Linked DNA regions of Homo sapiens: region 1 is linked to region 2. Evidence: chromatin loops called from intact Hi-C (ENCODE). Cell type or tissue: PC-9. All regions are shown on one strand. Links, peaks and the distances in the headings refer to the core of each region. The heading gives the core; the rest is flanking DNA. Region 1 overlaps GPR4 (G protein-coupled receptor 4). Region 2 overlaps GIPR (gastric inhibitory polypeptide receptor).

The links. Hi-C counts contacts between places; a loop is a spot of excess contacts. Peaks named below come from ENCODE experiments on the same cell type or tissue, not always from the same donor. Only the 100,000 strongest peaks of a DNase experiment are listed, where the experiment ranks them.
Region 1: it touches region 2 in a loop (9-fold over the local background); 30 of 110 quality-filtered maps call a loop at or near these places.

The regions. Positions count from the first base shown.
Region 1 is chr19:45,585,719-45,594,834 of GRCh38, reverse strand. It overlaps GPR4 (G protein-coupled receptor 4), which reads left to right. Exons shown (of 2, transcript NM_005282.3): 2 at 2,138-5,071. The coding sequence starts at 2,969. The coding sequence ends at 4,057. Among named protein-coding and RNA genes, the nearest start is that of OPA3, 5.5 kb to the right of the region's middle. In PC-9, for the core only: a CTCF peak has its summit at 3,689; no DNase peak of the experiment used is centred there.
Region 2 is chr19:45,678,359-45,687,363 of GRCh38, reverse strand. It overlaps GIPR (gastric inhibitory polypeptide receptor), which reads right to left. Exons shown (of 14, transcript NM_000164.4): 13 at 5,719-5,760; 14 at 3,642-5,635. The coding sequence ends at 5,429. Among named protein-coding and RNA genes, the nearest start is that of MIR642B, 7.9 kb to the right of the region's middle. RefSeq lists a silencer at 5,393-5,782 and an enhancer at 5,953-6,012. In PC-9, for the core only: CTCF peaks have their summits at 5,489 and 5,691 (motif pointing right); a DNase peak (open chromatin) is centred at 5,703; H3K4me3 peaks cover 1,458 bases; H3K27ac peaks cover 854 bases.

The DNA.
Region 1 (9,116 bases), core at 318-8,317, 92 kb after region 2:
ATTTTTGTATTTTTAGTAGAGACAGGGTTTCACCATGTTGGCCAGGCTGATCTTGAACTCCTGACCTCAGGCGATCCTCCCGCCTTGGCCTCCCAAAGTGCTGGGATTACAGGCATGAGCCACTGTGCCTGGCCTGTCCAGTTATTCTGGGGTGGAAACTGAAGCACAGGCTGGAGATGAGGACTGAGAGCAGAGATGGCTGCACTCTAGACATCAGGACCTTGGACAGGTCTTGGAACAGCTCTGTGCCTCAGTTTGTCAAAGAGAAAGAACAACTACTTTCCTCATAGGAGTCTTGAAAATTTCAAAGAAGTAATATCCATAAATTGGCCGGGCATGGTGGCTCACTCCTATAATCCTAGCATTTTGGGAGGCCAAGGTGGGAGGATCTCTTTTTTTTTTTTTTTTTTTTTGAGACGGAGTCTGGCTCTGTCACCCCCGCTGGAGTGCAATGGCGTGATCTCAGCTCACTGCAACCTTCGCCTCCCAGGTTCAAGCGATTATCCTGCCTCAGCCTCCTGAGTAGCTGGGACTACAGGTGTGCGCCACCATGCCCAGCTAATTTTTGTATTTTTAGTAGAGACAGGGTTTCACCATTTTGGCCAGGATGGTTTTGATCTCTTGACCTCATGATCCGCCCGCCTCAGCCTCCCAAAGTGCTGCGATTACAGGGAAGGATCTCTTGAGCTCAGGAGTTCAAGAGACCAGCCTGGGCAACACAGGAAGACCTGCATCTATTTTATATATATATATATATATATATATATATATTTTTTTTTTTTTTTTTTAAGCCAGGCATGGTGGTGCATGCCTGTGTTCCCAGCTACTTGGGAGGCTGAGGCAGGAGGATCACTGGAAGCCCAGGAGGTTGAGGCTGCTGTGAGCTGTGATCGTGCTACTGCATTCTAGTCTGGACAAAAGAGCAAGACCCTGTCTCAAAAAATAAATAAATAAAAAGAAATAATATGCATAAAAATGCCTGGAATGGGATCTGCTATGTAGTAGGGCTCAATTAACGTTTGCTGTTATTATCCTTGTTGACAAGAATGGGATTCTTGGGTAAGGAGTGGGAGGCTGGCCCCAGCCCTGGCCCTATTGCTGCCATGCTGTGCATCCTTAGGGAGGTGACTCAGCCTCTCTGGGCCCCTTCTCCCTGTCTGTGACATGATAGAGTTAGACTAGTCTGGCATTTCCTGAAGCATGATATGATACCTGTGCCAGTTTTACAGGAATTCTGCAGGAAAATGCTAAAATCTGAGTTGGGTCATTTTTTTCCCTTTTTCTCTTTCTTTCTTTCCTTTTTTTTTTCTTTTTTTTCTTTTCTTCTTTTTTTTTTGAGACAGAGTTTTACTCTTTTGCCCAGGCTGGAGTGCAGTGGTGCGATCTCAGCTCACTGCAACCTCCGCCTTTTGGTTTCAAGCAATTCTCCTGCCTCAGCCTCCTGTGTAGCTGGGATTACAGGCACGTGCCACCACATCCAGCTAATTTTTGTATTTTTAGTAGAGATGGGGTTTCACCATGTTGGCCAGGCTGTTCTTGAACTCCTGACCTCGTGATCTGCCTGCCTCGGCCTCCCAAAGTTCTGGGATTACAGGTGCGAGCCACCACACCCTACCTTTTTTTTTTTTTTTTTTTTTGAGACAGGGTCTCACTCTGTTGCCCAAGCTGGAGTGCCGTGGTGTGATTATAGCTCACTACAGCCTGAATCCCCTGGGATCAAGTGATCCTCCTACCTCAGCCTCCCCAGTAGCTGTGACTACAGGTATGTACCACCACACCTGGCTAATATTTTTATTTTTATTTTTTGTAGAGACTGGGTCTCACTGCATTGCCCAGGCTGGTCTTGAACTCCTAGGCTCAAGCGAACCTCCCACCTCGGCCTCCCAAAGTGTTGAGATTACAGGCATGAGCCACTGCACCCGGCCTGAGTTGGGTCTTTATTCTAATATCTGTCAGGGGAAAATATGCCTGACACCTCAAATCTGTGTTTTCAGAGAGTGGTTGCTTAGGATGGGGCTGAAGTAGGCATTGTTGGGGTGTCCAGTCTCTGCAGTTCACAGCAATTATGGTGAGGAGTGTGGGGAGAAGAAGGTTGGAGTGTCCATGACTCCCTCACTGCTGTCCTCTCTCCCAACAGGCACTGCAGTCAGCGGTGAACTGACTTCATCCCAATCCCTCAGCCCCCACCAGGACCAGTCTGGAGTCCCTCCCCTGCCCCCATTGAAATTTCCCTTCCGTCCCCAAACTTACCTCTGATCTAGACCTTACTCACCTCCTTCCTGTTTCCTAAGACTCCTTCCTGCCGTCCACAGACCGAGCCTTTTATCTTTGTCCACCCTGTGCCAGACACCTCCTTTTCCAGAACCTTCTCCTTACTGGTGACCTTACTTATCTCTGTTGCTTTCTGGGGTCCTAGGAAATGCCAGCACTCCCACCCACATTGCCTGAACTTTCCAACACTCCCTAACTGCGCTGTGTCCTATCTCAACACTTTCTCATGTATTTCTTGTGTCTTCTAGAACATTCCCCCGCCATTATTACTTCAATATGGCTACACATACTTCCTAATTGCCCTGCAAACCATCTCCTTCTCACCATTGCCCAGCGATGCTTTCGTCTCCTCCATAAACACTCCCGGAGACCAATTTTTGTGTCACCCCCATACTCCCTCGTTGACACACTGACTCCATACATAACCTCCTTGAAAAACCTCTTTATTAATCTCACCATCCTCCAGACTTCCCTCCTGTCATAATTCCATCCCTCCTCCAACTTTTCCCTCTCAAGCTCTGCCCTTCCCAGCCCAGCCCAGCCTACCCAACCTCATCTCTTCCCTGTAGACCACATCCCACCATGTTCCCCTGAGCCTCCAAGGAAGGGGCTCAGGGGGCCCCATGGCCTCCCGCTCCCTGTGGCCCCACAGCCCCCGTGGGCCAGGGGAAGCGCCCCAGAAGCCGAAGTGCCCACCATGGGCAACCACACGTGGGAGGGCTGCCACGTGGACTCGCGCGTGGACCACCTCTTTCCGCCATCCCTCTACATCTTTGTCATCGGCGTGGGGCTGCCCACCAACTGCCTGGCTCTGTGGGCGGCCTACCGCCAGGTGCAACAGCGCAACGAGCTGGGCGTCTACCTGATGAACCTCAGCATCGCCGACCTGCTGTACATCTGCACGCTGCCGCTGTGGGTGGACTACTTCCTGCACCACGACAACTGGATCCACGGCCCCGGGTCCTGCAAGCTCTTTGGGTTCATCTTCTACACCAATATCTACATCAGCATCGCCTTCCTGTGCTGCATCTCGGTGGACCGCTACCTGGCTGTGGCCCACCCACTCCGCTTCGCCCGCCTGCGCCGCGTCAAGACCGCCGTGGCCGTGAGCTCCGTGGTCTGGGCCACGGAGCTGGGCGCCAACTCGGCGCCCCTGTTCCATGACGAGCTCTTCCGAGACCGCTACAACCACACCTTCTGCTTTGAGAAGTTCCCCATGGAAGGCTGGGTGGCCTGGATGAACCTCTATCGGGTGTTCGTGGGCTTCCTCTTCCCGTGGGCGCTCATGCTGCTGTCGTACCGGGGCATCCTGCGGGCCGTGCGGGGCAGCGTGTCCACCGAGCGCCAGGAGAAGGCCAAGATCAAGCGGCTGGCCCTCAGCCTCATCGCCATCGTGCTGGTCTGCTTTGCGCCCTATCACGTGCTCTTGCTGTCCCGCAGCGCCATCTACCTGGGCCGCCCCTGGGACTGCGGCTTCGAGGAGCGCGTCTTTTCTGCATACCACAGCTCACTGGCTTTCACCAGCCTCAACTGTGTGGCGGACCCCATCCTCTACTGCCTGGTCAACGAGGGCGCCCGCAGCGATGTGGCCAAGGCCCTGCACAACCTGCTCCGCTTTCTGGCCAGCGACAAGCCCCAGGAGATGGCCAATGCCTCGCTCACCCTGGAGACCCCACTCACCTCCAAGAGGAACAGCACAGCCAAAGCCATGACTGGCAGCTGGGCGGCCACTCCGCCCTCCCAGGGGGACCAGGTGCAGCTGAAGATGCTGCCGCCAGCACAATGAACCCCGAGTGGCACAGAATCCCCAGTTTTCCCCTCTCATCCCACAGTCCCTTCTCTCCTGGTCTGGTGTATGCAAATTGTATGGAAAAAGGGCTGTGTTAATATTCATAAGAATACAAGAACTTAGGAAGAGTGAGGTTGGTGTGTCACTGGTCAACCTTTGTGCTCCCAGATCCCATCACAGTTTGGCGATTGTGGAGGGCCTCCTGAAGGAGGAGATGAGTAAATATATTTTTTTGGAGACAGGGTCTCACTGTGTTGCCCAGGCTGGAGTGCAGTAGTGCAGTCGTGGCTCACTGCAGCCTCCACCTCCTGGGCTCTCCAGCGATCTTCCCACATCAGCCTCCCGAGTAGCTGGGACCACAAATGTGAGCCACCATGCCTGGCTAATTTTTGTACTTTTTGTAGAAATGGAGTCTCACTATGTTTCCCAGGCTGATCTTGAACTCCTGGGCTCAAGAGATCCTCCTGCCTTGGCCTCCCAAAGTGCTCAGATTAGAGATGTGAGCCGCCATGTCTGGCCAGATAAATTAAGTCAAACATTTGGTTTCCAGAAAATAAAGACAAATAGAGAAGGTTAGATTTTTTTTTTTCCAACAAGTGGATAAAAGTCTGTGACTCGGGGGAAAGTGGAAGGAGAAATGCAGCCGATATAGAGTCATTATGTTTGCAAAGCCCCTGGTCATACAGGCCAGGGAACATAAGACCGCAATTCTAAGTTTCTAGATAAACAGCGATCTCCAAGTCAAGACTGAGGATGAAGAGGGAGAATGTCAGAACTCAAGTGAAGGGCAATCAGGGCAGACTGCCTGGAGGAGTGATGCCAGAAGGTTTGGGAAGAAGGTGTGGGACAAGAAGAAAGGGTATTTATTCATTCATTCAACAGAGGTTTATGTAGGGCACTGTGCTGGGTGGGGCTGGGGACACAACAATGACTGAGGCAGCCTGGCCTTGCCTTCACAGGGCTCACCATACACAAGTAAATAAAAAATATGTAATGTTTGGAATTGCTAAATGGGAAGGGGACATTTTTCTATGTAAAGCCAGTTGAGGGAACAGAGGATGACTTGGAGTCTGATCTGGAGGAGGGCAGAGAAGGGCTTGCTGAGGTGGCTTTCCAGCAAAGACTTGAAGCATGGGCGGCACTCAGCCTTGTGGCTGTTGTGGGAAGAGCATTTCAGGCAGAGGGAACTGCAGGTGCAAGGGCTCTGGGGTTAGACAGTGTCTGAATTTTGGGCCGGGCGCAGTGGCTCACGCCTGTAATCCCAGCACTTTGGGAGGCCAAGGCGGGCGGATCACCTGAGGTCAGGAGTTCGAGACCAGCCTGGCCAACATGGTGAAACCCCGTCTCTACTAAAATACAAAAAAAAGTAGCTGAGCGTGGTGGTGGGTGCCTGTAATCCCAGCTAGTTGGGAGGCTGAGGCAGGAGAATCGCTTGAACCCGGGAGGCAGAGGTTGCAGTGAGCTGAGATTGTGCCACTGCACTCCAGCCTGGGTGACAAGAGCGAAACTCCATCTCAAATAATAATAATAGAGTGTCTGAATTTTGAAAGATAGCAGGTATGGCAGTGTGGCTGGAGAGGAGGTAGAGAGGACGAGAGGAAAGGGGAAATGAGACAAGAGAGGGGACAGCAGGTCGTGTGGGGCCATGTAAATCCTAGTGAGGACTCTGCCTTTTAATCTGAGATAAATGGGAGCTATGAGGGGGTTCTCAGTAGAGGATGAAGGTGATTTGACTTAAGTATTAACAGTATCCCACGGGCTGTTGAGTGGGGAGTAGAATATGGGAGATTGGCTGGGCACAGTGGCTCAAGCCTGTAATCCCAGCACTTTGGGAGGCTGAGGCAGGAGGACTGCTTGAGGCCAGGAGTTTGGGACCAGCCTAGGCAACATAGGGAGACCCAGTTTCTACAGAAATTTTAAAAATTAGCCGGGCATGGTGGTATGTGTCTGTAGTCCCAGCTACTTGGTAGGCTGAGACCGGAGGATCACTTGAGCCAGGAGGTGGAGGCTGTGATGAGCAGTGATTGCACCACTGCACTCCAGCCTGGGCGACAGAGCGAGACCCTGTCTCAAAATAAAAAAGGAATATGGGAGACAAGGATAGAAGTCAGGAGCCCAGTGAGGAGGTGACTGCAGGAGTCCAAGAGGGAGGTGCTGTCAGTTGGGCCGGGTGGGTGGTGGTTGTGGATTTAACAAGGAGCAGTGATCAGCTTTTGGAGTTTTATTTTTGTTTGTTTATTTATTTATTTTGAGACAGAATCTCGCTCTGTTGCCCAAGCTGGAGTACAGTGTCAGGATCTCGGCTCACTGCAACCTCCGCCTCCTGGGATCAGGCAACTCTTGTGCCTCAGCTTCCTGAGTAGCTGGGATTACAGGCATGCACCACCACGCCTGGCTAATTTTTGTATTTTTAGTAGAGACGGGGTTTCTCCATGTTGGCCAGGCTGATCTTGAAATCCTGGCCTCAAGTGATCCTCCCACCTCAGCCTCTCAAAGTGCTGGGATTACAGGCTTGAGCCACCGTGCCCAGCCTTGGATTTATTTTAATGGAAGAAGCACAGGGGCCAGAGGGATTATGAAACACGAGTACCTCACTCATTCCAGGAAAAGGGTGACTAGGGGCTGTGAGCAGAAAAAACTTCCAGGAAGGATCCCAGGCCCTAGTCTAGGGCGGTCACCAGAGAGGCCAGGCAACCAGTCCAAGGTCCCATGGCTGGTGAGTCAGCGCTGGAGCCATCTTGGGTTCCCTCTCCCCTCCCCATCTCTGCTTGTGTTCCCATGCCCCAGGATGGCCAAGGCTGCCCTCCCTCCCCTGGTCTCAGGGGTCACCAGGAATGGCCACTGTTCCATGACCAGGCTGGAGAGCAGGAAGAAGCACCCAGCTCTGAAAAGGCCTCACCCTTCAGAGAAGGTCTCCTCTCCTCTTCCTCCTTACGGGTGTGTAAACAGACTCCTGAGGTGTGAAGATTCACTCACAACCCTCCTACCACCCCGCTCCCCCGGGCCCTCCTCTCCCTTCACAAAGGTTCCCAGAAGACTTTCCCGGGAACCCTTCTCAGAGAAAGGAAGAAGGAGGAGAGGAATAGGGGGAAAAATGCACTCAATGATTTTTCTGGGGTGGAGGGAGCACAGAGATGGCGGAAATCAGGGCTTTGGTGTTGGTGGGCTGGAGGGCTAGAGAAGAGAGGGAGGCCTGGGATCTGGGAGGCCTAGTAGTCTTCCCACCCCATCCCACTGCTGTAAAGCTATGGGAATGGAGGTGATGGGGCCAGAATTTTTCTTTTCTCTCTTTTTTTTTTTTTTGAGACTGAGTTTCGCTCTTGGTTGCCCAGGCTGGAGTGCAATGGCGCGATCTCGGCTCACCGCAACTTCCGCCTCCTGGGTTCAAGCAATTCTCCTGCCTCAGCCTCCCGAGTAGCTGGAATTACAGGCATGTGCCACCACGCTCTGCTAATTTTGTATTTTTAGTAGAGACGGGGTTTCTCCATGTTGGCCAGACTGGTCTCAAACTCCTGACCTCAGGTGATCCACCCGCCTCGGCCTCCCAAAGTGCTGGGATTACAGGCGTGAGCCACCGTGCCTGGCCAATTTTTTTTTTTTTTGAGATGGAGTCTCACTCTGTTGCCTAGGCTGGAGTGCAGTGGCGCCATCTCGGCTCACTGCAAGCTCCGCCTCCTGGGTTCACGCCATTCTCCTGCCTCAGCCTCCCGAGTAGCTGGGACTACAGGCGCCCGCCACCACGCCCGGTTAATTTTTTGTATTTTTTTAGTAGAGACGGGGTTTCACCGTGTTAGCCAGGATGGTCTCGATCTCCTGACCTCATGATCTGCCCACCTCAGCCTACCAAAGTGCTGGGCGTCAGCCACCACGCCCGGCCAATTTTTTTTGTTTTGTTTTGAAACAGAGCCTCGCTCTGTCACCCAGGCTGGAGTGCATTGGCACGATCTCGGCTCACTACAACCTCCGCCTCCCGAGATCAAGTGATTCTCCTGTCTCAGCCTCTGGAGTAGCTGGGATTACAGGTGTGCGCCACCACGCCCAGCGAATTTTTTGTATTTTTAGTAGAGATGGGGTTTCATCGTGTTGGCCAGGCTTGTCTCGAACTCCTGACCTCACATGATCCGCCTACCTGTGCCTCCCAAAGTGCTGGGATTACAGGCGTGAGCCACTGCGCCCGGCCTGGGGACAGAAATTTTATGTTTTTTGAGACAGGGTCTTGTTGTGTTGCCTAGGCTGGAGTGCAGTGGAGCTCATGGCTCACCACAGCTTCAACCTCCCAGGCTCAAACGATCTGTAAAATGGGAAGGGGGCTGGTCCCAAATGGATGATGGACCTTAGGTAGTCCCAAGTTTCTGCATACCTTCCGTGTGGAAGGGACCCTGGAAAAGGTTGTTTTTATGGAATCCTGGCATTCTTAGTAATTCAGAATATCAGGGTTCACACACACACCAGCACCATCAGTAAAGATGAGGAAACGCAGGTCCCTCAGTGCCAGGAGCTTGACAAAGGACACTCAGAGAGTCAGACTGGATACCAAAGAAGTCCAGAGCCCCCTGATTCTGTGTCCTGAATGTATGTTTCCTCCTACACACCACTCCTCTGTTCCTGTTTTCCTTTTTTTTTTTTTTTTTTTTTTGAGACGGAGTCTCGCTCTGTCGCCAAGACTGGAGTGCAGCGGCGTGATCTCGGCTCACTGCAACCTCTACCTCCCAGGTTCAAGCGATTCTCCTGCCTCAGCCTCCAGAGTACCTGGGATTACAGGTGCCCGCCACCATGCCCGGCTAAATTTTTTTTTTTTTTTAGTGGAGATGGGATTTCACGATGTTAGCCAGGTTGGTCTCAAACTCCTGACCTCAGGTGATCCACCCTCCTCAGCCTCCCAAAGTGCTGGGATTACAGGCGTGAGCCATGGCGGCCAGTCCTCTGTTCCTGTTTTCTTCTGTCCCTCTGCCTCCGAGAATCTCTCAATTACCCATCAGCACTCCATCATCCAGGAATTTCTCTCAACCCCTTCCTGACATTGTTTATATGATTTTACTCCCTGCTGGGTAAGAAA
Region 2 (9,005 bases), core at 1,006-9,005:
GAGCAAGTGGAGAGGCCCTGGCTCTGCCCCATCGAGGCCTCACTTTCTCCATCTGCAAAGCAAACAGTTTGCATGGAAATGAGCGCCCAGTTGTGGCTCTGGAGAACATTTTAGCTCTCCTGCTTTAATCTTCCTGAGCTTCTCCTTGTCACTCTGTTGCTCTCTTCTCTACCTCTTATAATGAATTGGCCTCGCTTGACCAAAGTATCTTTTGGGGCCAGGCATGGTGGCTCACACCTGTAATCCCAGTACTTTGGGAGGTGGAGGCGGGCAGATCACCTGAGGTCAGGAATTCGAGACCAGCCTGGCCAACATGGTAAAACGCTGTCTCTACTAAAAATACAAAAACTGGCCGGGCGTGGTGTCTCACACCTGTAATCCCAACACTTTGGGAGGCCAAGGCGGGTGGATCACCTGAGGTCAGGAGTTTGAGATCAGCCTGGCCAACATGGTGAAACCCCGTCTCTACTAAAAATACAAAAATTAACAGGGCATGGTGGCAGGCACCTGTAATCCCAGCTACTCAGGAGGCTGGGGCAGGAGAATTGCTTGAACCCCGGAGATGGAGGTTGCAGTGAGCTGAGATGGCCCCACTGTACTGTAGCCTGGGTGACAGAGTGAGACTCCATCTCAAAAATTATATATGTGTATCTTTCAGCCTTTCTTTATGTTTGTTCCTTCAGCAAACATCCCCCAAATGCCCCCTGTGTGTCCAGCCCTGTGTTGCAGTGCAGGGGCACCAGGTACCCAGGAGCCTCTGGTCTGCCCTGAAAGACAGGAGGATTAGACAGGTGATGAACGCAGTCAGTGCCACCAGCACAGCGGCTGAGGTGAGAGCATTGCTTAAGCCCAGAAGTTTAGGACTAGCCTGGGAGAATGGTTGTGAGTTTTATAGACAGTGTGATACTATCTCTAAACTAAATAGATAAGAAACAGAAAAAAGGGCCGGGTGCAGTGGCTCACACCTGTAATCCCAGCACTTTGGGAGGCCAGGCGGGTGGATCACCTGAGCTCAGGAGTTTGAGACCAGCCTGGCCAACGTGGTGAAACCCTGTCTCTACTAAAAATACAAAATTAGCCAGGCATGGTGGTGCACGCCTGCGGTCCCAGCTACCTGGGAGGCTGAAGCAGGAGAATAGCTTGAACCAAGAGACGGATGTTGCACTGAGCTGAGATCGCGCCACTGCACTCCAGCCTGGGCAACAGATTCTAAGACTACCTCTCAAAAAAAAGGAAAGAAAGGAAGAAAGAAAAGAAAAGAAAGCAGTCAGTAGCTAAATATTACTGCTAGTGATCCTGGCTAACACTTGCTGAGCTGTTTAGGTGCCAGGCCAGGCTCAGCGCTTTTCAAACATCCTCCCAACAGCTCTGGCGCGGGCCTGTTAATTTATTATCCCCCTTTTCCAGAAGAAGGAACTGAGACACAGAGAGGCAATGTCACTTTGCGGGGACAACCAGCCAGGAAGTGGTGGTGCTGTGATTTAAACTCACCTCCAGAGCCTGTGGCTTCACCCCTGAGCTCTGCTGCCCCTCAGATTCAACTGCATTACCCTTGAGAGGAATTCTCTGACAAATTTGGGGAGATAAATGGAGGTGGGAAAGGGAGGTGGTATATACTGGGGGGATTAAGGAAATTCCCTGTGTTGCTCTGACACACACATCGTGTGCTCCCCATATCTTTGTTTTTTGTTGTTTTTTTTTTTTTTTGAGACAGGGTGTCATTCTGTCTGCCAAGCTGGAGTGCAGCAGCACCATCATGGCTCACTGTAGCCTTGACTGCCCAGGCTCAATTGATCCTCCTGCCGGCTTTTTGTAGAGATGGGATTTCACTGTGTTACCCAGGCTGATCTTGAACTCCTGGGCTCAAGTGATCCTCCTGCCTCGGCCTCCCAAAATGCTGGAATTACAGGTGTGAGCCACTGTGTTGGGCCCTCCCCCCATATCTTTGTCTCTGCCTATGTCTCTGTCCTCTGGATATAGGCAAACACCTGAAAGTTGCAAGAGTTTGCAGGCCTGAGGTCAGTGCACACTCAGTGAGATGTGTGCCCTGCTCTGAGCTGTGAAAGGCACAGCCTGGGGCCGGGCGTGGTGCCTCACGCCCTGTAATCCCAACACTTTGGGAGGCCAAGACAGGCGGATCACGAGATCAAGAGATCAAGACCATCCTGGCTAACATGGTGAAACTGTGTCTCTACTAAAAATACAAACATTAGCTGGGTGTGGTGGTGCACGCCTGTAGTCACAGCTACTCGGAAGGCTGAGGCGGGAGAATCGCTTGAACCTGGGAGGTGAAGGTTGCAGTGAGCCGAGATCGCACCACTGCACTCCAGCCTGGCAACAGAGTGAGACTCCGTCTCAAAAAAAAAAAAAAGAAAAAGAAAACAAAAAAAAGAAAGGCACAGCCTGAGATACACTGTGAGCATTGTGGCAGAGCTGGGACCCTGCAGCAGAGAGAGGCCTGATACACAGAAGGCAATGGGTTATGGGGTTATAAAGGCGTGCATTTACTACATCTAATTGGAAACAACCATCTGTGGGGTGGATACTAGAGCTATTTTTTTTTTTTTTTTTTTTGAGAAGGAGTCTCACCCTGTTGCCCACAGGCTGGAGTGCAGTGGCACCATCTCTGCTCACTGCAACCTCCACCTCCCGGGTTCAAACAGTTCTTCCTCAGCCTCCCAAGTAGCTGGGATTACAGGCGCCCGCCACCACGCCCAGCTAATTTTTGTATTTTTAGTAGAGACAGGATTTCACCATGTTGGCCAGGCTAGTCTCAAACTCCTGATCTTGTGATCCACCCGCCTCGGCCTCCCAAAGTGCTGGGATTACAGGCGTGAGCCACCACGCCCGACCTAAGTGATCCCATTTTATAGATGAGATCGTTGAAGCCAAGAGAGGGTAAGCAACTTGCTCGGGGTCACCCAGTTAGGAAACAATGGTACTATTTCCAAACCCGGGGAGCCAGGTCCTCCAGAAAAAGTCTTAACTCTTGGGTAGCAAGATGGAGCTGCAGTGTCCTAATCTATAAAGTTGGGACAAGGGGCATGCAACAGGAGGTCACCCGGGGTTTGGTTCTGATACAGGAAGCAACACAGCCCTGGAGTCAGTCTGGGTTCCATTCCTGCCTGCCTTCTCAGGTGTGGTATTGACCTGTAATTACTGGGAAATGGAAATCAGTTTCCCCACCTTGCGGGTTGGCACCCAAGATTCCAGTCCTGGCCGCTCTGCTCAGCTTGTCTGAATTTCCTTCCTCACCTCCTGCCCCACATGCTTTCCAATGCGTCCGCCTCCAGAGGGTGAAATAAAAGTAGAGGTGGCAGGCATAGCCCTGGGCAAACTGGCCCAGCATTGTCCACACACCAGCACCAGGCACGGTCCTAAGCGTCACTCATGGGCATGCCAGGCGACCCTAGGATGCAGGTAACATCTGATCGTATATGTCACAGATCACATGTAACATGGCCACTTGGGGACTCTCTTAGGAGGGACAGTGGCAGCAGGTGTCCCGTTTTCTTGTAGCAACACATGGATAAATTTGAGTAAAGCCACCACGGGCCCCTACTCCACCAGGCAGCCTGCCTCGGTCATTTCCCTTTGTGACACTGCCAAGAAGATGCTTCTACCCAAGAAAGAAAAAAAGCAACTGTTTCTTATACTTTATTTACAAGAGCCTTGCCCTAAGGCCCCCACCCCGCGAGAACCCACAAGGCAGGGTGTAGGGGAATTGGGCAGCAGGGCCGCAAGCTTGAAAAGGCTGAGTTCAGCTTTGGGGCATGTCGGTCCAGGGAGCCACAGACCCCAGGGAAAATGCTCGACAACACCCATACGGTAACTTAAGTGTGCATATGTGTAGGGGGAGGATTTAGGGGTGAGGGTCTTGTGGGTGTATGTACAGGTGGTCCAGCCACAATGAGACTGTCAGCATGCCCCCTCATTCTCCCAGGTTCCAGGGGCCACCCATCTAAGGACAGTGGGGATATGCGTCCTCACTCCGCAGCCAGCAGTGGCCCTGGCTGCTCTGGATATAAAGTTTCAGCTGCGAGGCCTGCCTTGCCTCACCTGTGCTCCGGTCCACACCAAATCACCCTCTCAGGACCCAGTGCCTCTCACATTACTATCTCCAGCTCGCCCCTCTCCTGAGAGCTCCAGACCCTTACACTCAGTGTCCTGTCATGTCCTACAAACACTGCCAGCCTAACCTTTCCAAAGAGCACACGTGGTTCTCCCCCTACCCGAACCCAATCTCTCTATCTTTAGTCTCTCCACCATCCAAAGCCAAGGAGTCCTCTCTGCTGCTGTGTCCTCATGTGCTCCTTCATGAAATCCTCTCACCTCCACCTTTTAAACAGCTTCAAATCCGACTGCTTCATACCCCTCAGTGGCCTCCATCCTGGTCCAGCCACCATCACTTCCCACCTGCAGTCCCCTCCTTTCTGGGCTCCAGCTTCCACCCCTGCCCCTGATAATTTGTCCTCCTACAGGGCAGACAAGAAGGATCTGTTTAAAACATTAGCCCATTTGGGCCGGGCATGGTGGCTTATGCCTGTAATCCCAGCACTTTGGGAGGCTGAGGTGGGTGGATCACTTGAGGTCAGGAGTTCGAGACCAGCCTGGCCAACATGGAGAAACCCTATCTCTACTGAAAATGCAAAAATTAGCCAGGCATGGTGGCGGTGCCTGTAATCCCAGCTACCCGGGAGGCTTGAACTCGGGAGGTGGAGGGTGCAGTGAGCTGAAATTGCACCACTGCACTCCAGCCTGGGTGACAGAGTGAGACTCCGTTTAAAAAAAAAAAAAAAAGCCGGGTGCGGTGGCTCACGCCTGTAATCCCAGCACTTTGAGAGACCCGTGGTGGGAGGATTGCTTGAGCCCAGGAGTTCAAGACCAACCTGGGTAAGAGTGACATCCTCATTTTTTAAAAAATAAAATATTACCCCCAAGAGACACTCCTAAGAATCTCCAATGCACCTGAAATGAAATCCCAACTTGGGTGCCCCTGCCCACTTCTCTGTCTCTCCCCACCTGTTGGCTCTGACTTAATTCTACTCCAGCCAAGGCTGAGCGCCTTCCTGCCCAAGGGCCTTTGCCTATGCTATCGCTTCCGCCTAGAATCCTGTTCTCCAGCTCTCCCCAAAGTGATCTCTTTCACCTCTTTCGGGGATGGCTTAAGTGTCACCTCCTTGGAGACGCCTCCCAGACCACCCTAGGCCCCCTTCTCGCTTCCCTTCATAACCATTCCATAGCGTGTGTGGAACTTGATGTTTTGTGTTCACGGTCTGTTTTCCCCACTCAGTTGTCATCTCCAGAAGGGCAGGGACCTTTTTTCTGTTTCCTTCACCATTTCCCCAGCGTCCTCCGTACTGGGCCTGGCACGCAGTTGGCACTCAATAAATCCATGCTAACTGAACAGACACGGGGATCCCGCCCCCTAGCAGTAACTTTCCAACTCCCGGCTGGCCTCATTCCCAGGCCCTGGGAGGGTCCCCGAGGACAAGCCGCGGCTGGTGGGGACCTCGCCCGGGCCGGAGCCGGAGGGCAGGGCCCGGAAGGCGCGCTCCGGGAGCTGGCGTTGCTCCTCGCCCAGGCTGCGGCGCAGGCGGCAGTGGTGCCAGCCACGGCGGATCTCCGACTGCACCTGTGAGACGATGGCGCTCAGAGGCGGCGCCGTACCCCGCGCTGCCGCCAGAGGGCGGGGGCGGCGGCCGGGTCTCTGCCTACCTCCTTGTTGATGAAGCAGTAGAGGACGCTGACCAGGAAGCCCTGCCCAGAGGAGGCGCGGAGGTTACATCGCTGGTGGGGGCAGGACTGTAACCGCCTCCGCGCCTCCCTCCCCGTTTTTTGTTTGTTTGTTTGTTTGTTTGTTTTTAAGAGTCGGAATATTGCTCTTGTTGCCCAGGCGGGAGTGCAGTGGCACGATCTCGGCAAACGGCAACCTCTACCTCCCGGGTTCAAGTGATTATCCTGCTTCAGCCTCCTGAGTAGCTGGGATTACAGGCGCCCTCCACCACGCCCAGCTAATTTTTGTATTTTTAGTAGAGACGGGGTTTCATCCTGTTGTCCAGACTGGTCTCGAACTCCTGACCTCTGGAGATCCACCCATCTCAGCCTCTCAAAGTGCTGAGATTACAGGCATGAGCCACCGCGCCTAGCCTTTGTAACTGTTCTCTTAATAAGCTCGCGCCCTTGCCAGGCCCTGAAGCACCTCAGCTACCGCCACCGTGGTCCTAAACTATTAGGGTCATCTTTTCACTGGTTCCTGGCTTCCCCCACACCAACCCCACTGCTTGCTCCAGAAGGTTAGCTGAGCACTGCTGGCTGGGGGTTAAGAACTGTGGACCCTGGAGGTGGGCTCCCTGGACTCAAAAACCACCTTTCCACTTTCTTTCCCATTTGGGCAAGCTGCTTAACCACACTGTGCCTCAGTTTCTTCATCTGGAAAATGGAGCAGTAATATAGTAGTAGTTGTGAAAATTTAGGGTGATTGTGTTGCCGTTTTGTTTTTTGCTTTTTTTTTTTTTTTTTTTGGAGACAGGGAGACAGAGTCTTGCTCTGTTGCCCAGGCTGGAGTGCAGTGGCACGATCTCAGCTCACTGCAAACTTGGCCTCCCAGGTTCAAGCGATTCTCCTGAATCAGCCTCCCAAGTACCTGGGATTACAGGCATGCGCCCCCACGCCTAGCTAATTTTTTGTGTTTTTAGTAGAGACAGAATTTTTGCCATGTTGCCCAGGCTGTCTCAAACTCCTGAGCTCAGGCAATACGCCCGCCTCAGCCTCCCAAAGTGCTAGGATTACAGACGTGAGCCAACGCACCCAGCCTGTTTTTGTTTTTTGAGACAGGGTCTGGCTCTGTCACCCAGGCTGGAGTGCAGTGGAGTGATCATGGCTCACTTCATCACTTCAACCTCAACTCCTGAGCTAGAGGGATCCTCCCACTTCAGCCTCCAGAGTGGCTAAGACTACAGGCATGCACCACCACACCAAGTTAATTTTTTTTTTGTTTTTGAGACAGGGCCTTGTTCTGTTTCCCAGGCTGGAGTGCAGTGGCACAATCTCAGCTCAGTGCAACCTCTGCCTCCCAGGTTCAAGCGATGTTCCTGCCTCAGCCTCCTGAATAGCTGGGATTACAGGCACGTGCCACCTAGCCTCGCTAATTTTTGTATTTTAAGTAGAGACAGGGTTTCTCCATGTTGGTCACGCTGGACTGGCCTCCTTGGCCTCCAAAGTGCTGAGATTACAGACATGAGGCACCGCGCCCGGCAGCTAATTTTTTATTTTTGGTAGAGATGAGGATCTTGGCCAGGCGCGGTGGCTCACACCTGTAATCCCGGCGCTTTGGGAGGCTGAAGCGGGCGGATCACCTGAGGTCAGGAGTTCGAGACCAGTCTGGCCAACATGTTGAAACCCCATCTCTACTAAAAATACAAAACTTAGCCAGGCGTGGTAGTGGGCACCTGTAATCCCAGCTACTTGGGAGGCTGAGGCAAGAGAATCGCTCGAATCTGGGAAGTAGAGGTTTCAGTGAGCTGAGATGGCACCATTGCACTGCAGCCTGGGCAACAAGAGTGAAACTCTGTCTCAAAAAAAAAAAAATTAGTCAAGTGTGATGGCTTGCTCCTGTGCTCCCAGCCACTTAGGAGGCTGAAGCAGGAGGATTGCTTTGGACCAGGAGTCCAAGGCTGCAGTGAGCTAGGATCACACCCCTGCACTGGATCCAGCCTGGACAACAGAGGGAGACCTCATCTCTAAAAAAATAAAAATAAATAAAACAGTAACCCCCATCCCTCAGTGGACACTCCTCATCTCTTTTCTTGCTTTATTCTCCCTCTAGGCACATCTCACCATCTGACATTCTATATGCTTTCCTTTTTTTTTTTTTTTTTCTTGAGACATGATCTCCCTCTGTGGCCAGGCTGGAGTGCAGTGGCGTGATCTCGGCTCACTGCAACCTCCACCTCCCGGGTTCAATCGATTCTCCGACCTCAGCCTCCTGAGTAGCTGGGATTACAGGCGGCCGCCACCACATCCAGCTAATTTTTCTATTTTTTTAGTAGAGACAGGGTTTCACCATATTGGTCAGGCTGGTCTTGAACTCTTGACCTCAGGTGATCCGCCTGCCTCGGCCTCCCAAAATGCTGGGATTACAGGTGTGAGCCACTGCGCCCAGCTGTATGCCTTACTTCTATAGTGTGTTTAGTGTGTCTTTCCCACTGGAGGGTAGGGACCATTTGGTTCTTGGCTGTATTCCTGTGATAAGCCTGGAGGAGTGCTTAGCATATACACATGCTCAGTAATTTTTTGCTGAATTTAATGAATGAACAGCCTTGTCCACTGAGACTAGTATTTTCCCCACTTTAGAGATGAGAAAACAGGCCGAATGAGGTGAAGCAGGTTGGGGACTCAGGTAAACCAAGCAAGTGTAAGGTGGGCCTTCAATTTTGGAATGAATCTTTCCTTAGATTCTGCACGTTGGCACCTCACTTACCTCTCCCTACCCTCAACCCTGAGGTGAAGGCCACACAGCTGGCAAACAGCTAGAAAGTGACAGAACCTGAATTTGGCCTCAGCTGTGTCCAGCTTCGAAGCCCTCACTCTTCACTAGCAGGCAGCACTGCTGGGGCCGCCAATCTCCTGTCCTGGTCCCTGCTGCTCCCCACAGCCCAGGACAGTCCTAGCTCAGTATTTTGTATCGAATGAATGAACGGGCTGGGCGCCATGGCTCACGCCTGTAATCCCAGCACTTTGGGAGGCCGAGGCGGGTGGACTACCCAAGGTTAGGAGTTGGAGACCAGCCTGGCCAACATGGTGAAACCCCGCCTCTACTAAAAATACAAAATTAGCCAGGTGTTGTCGCACATTCCTGTAATCCCAGCTACTCTAGAGGCTGAGGCAGGAGAATCGCTTGAACCCGGGAGTCAGAGGCTGCAATGAACCGAGATCGCGCCACTGTACTCCAGCCTGGGCGACAGGGCGAGAATCCGTCTCAAAAAAAAAAAAGAATGAATTAA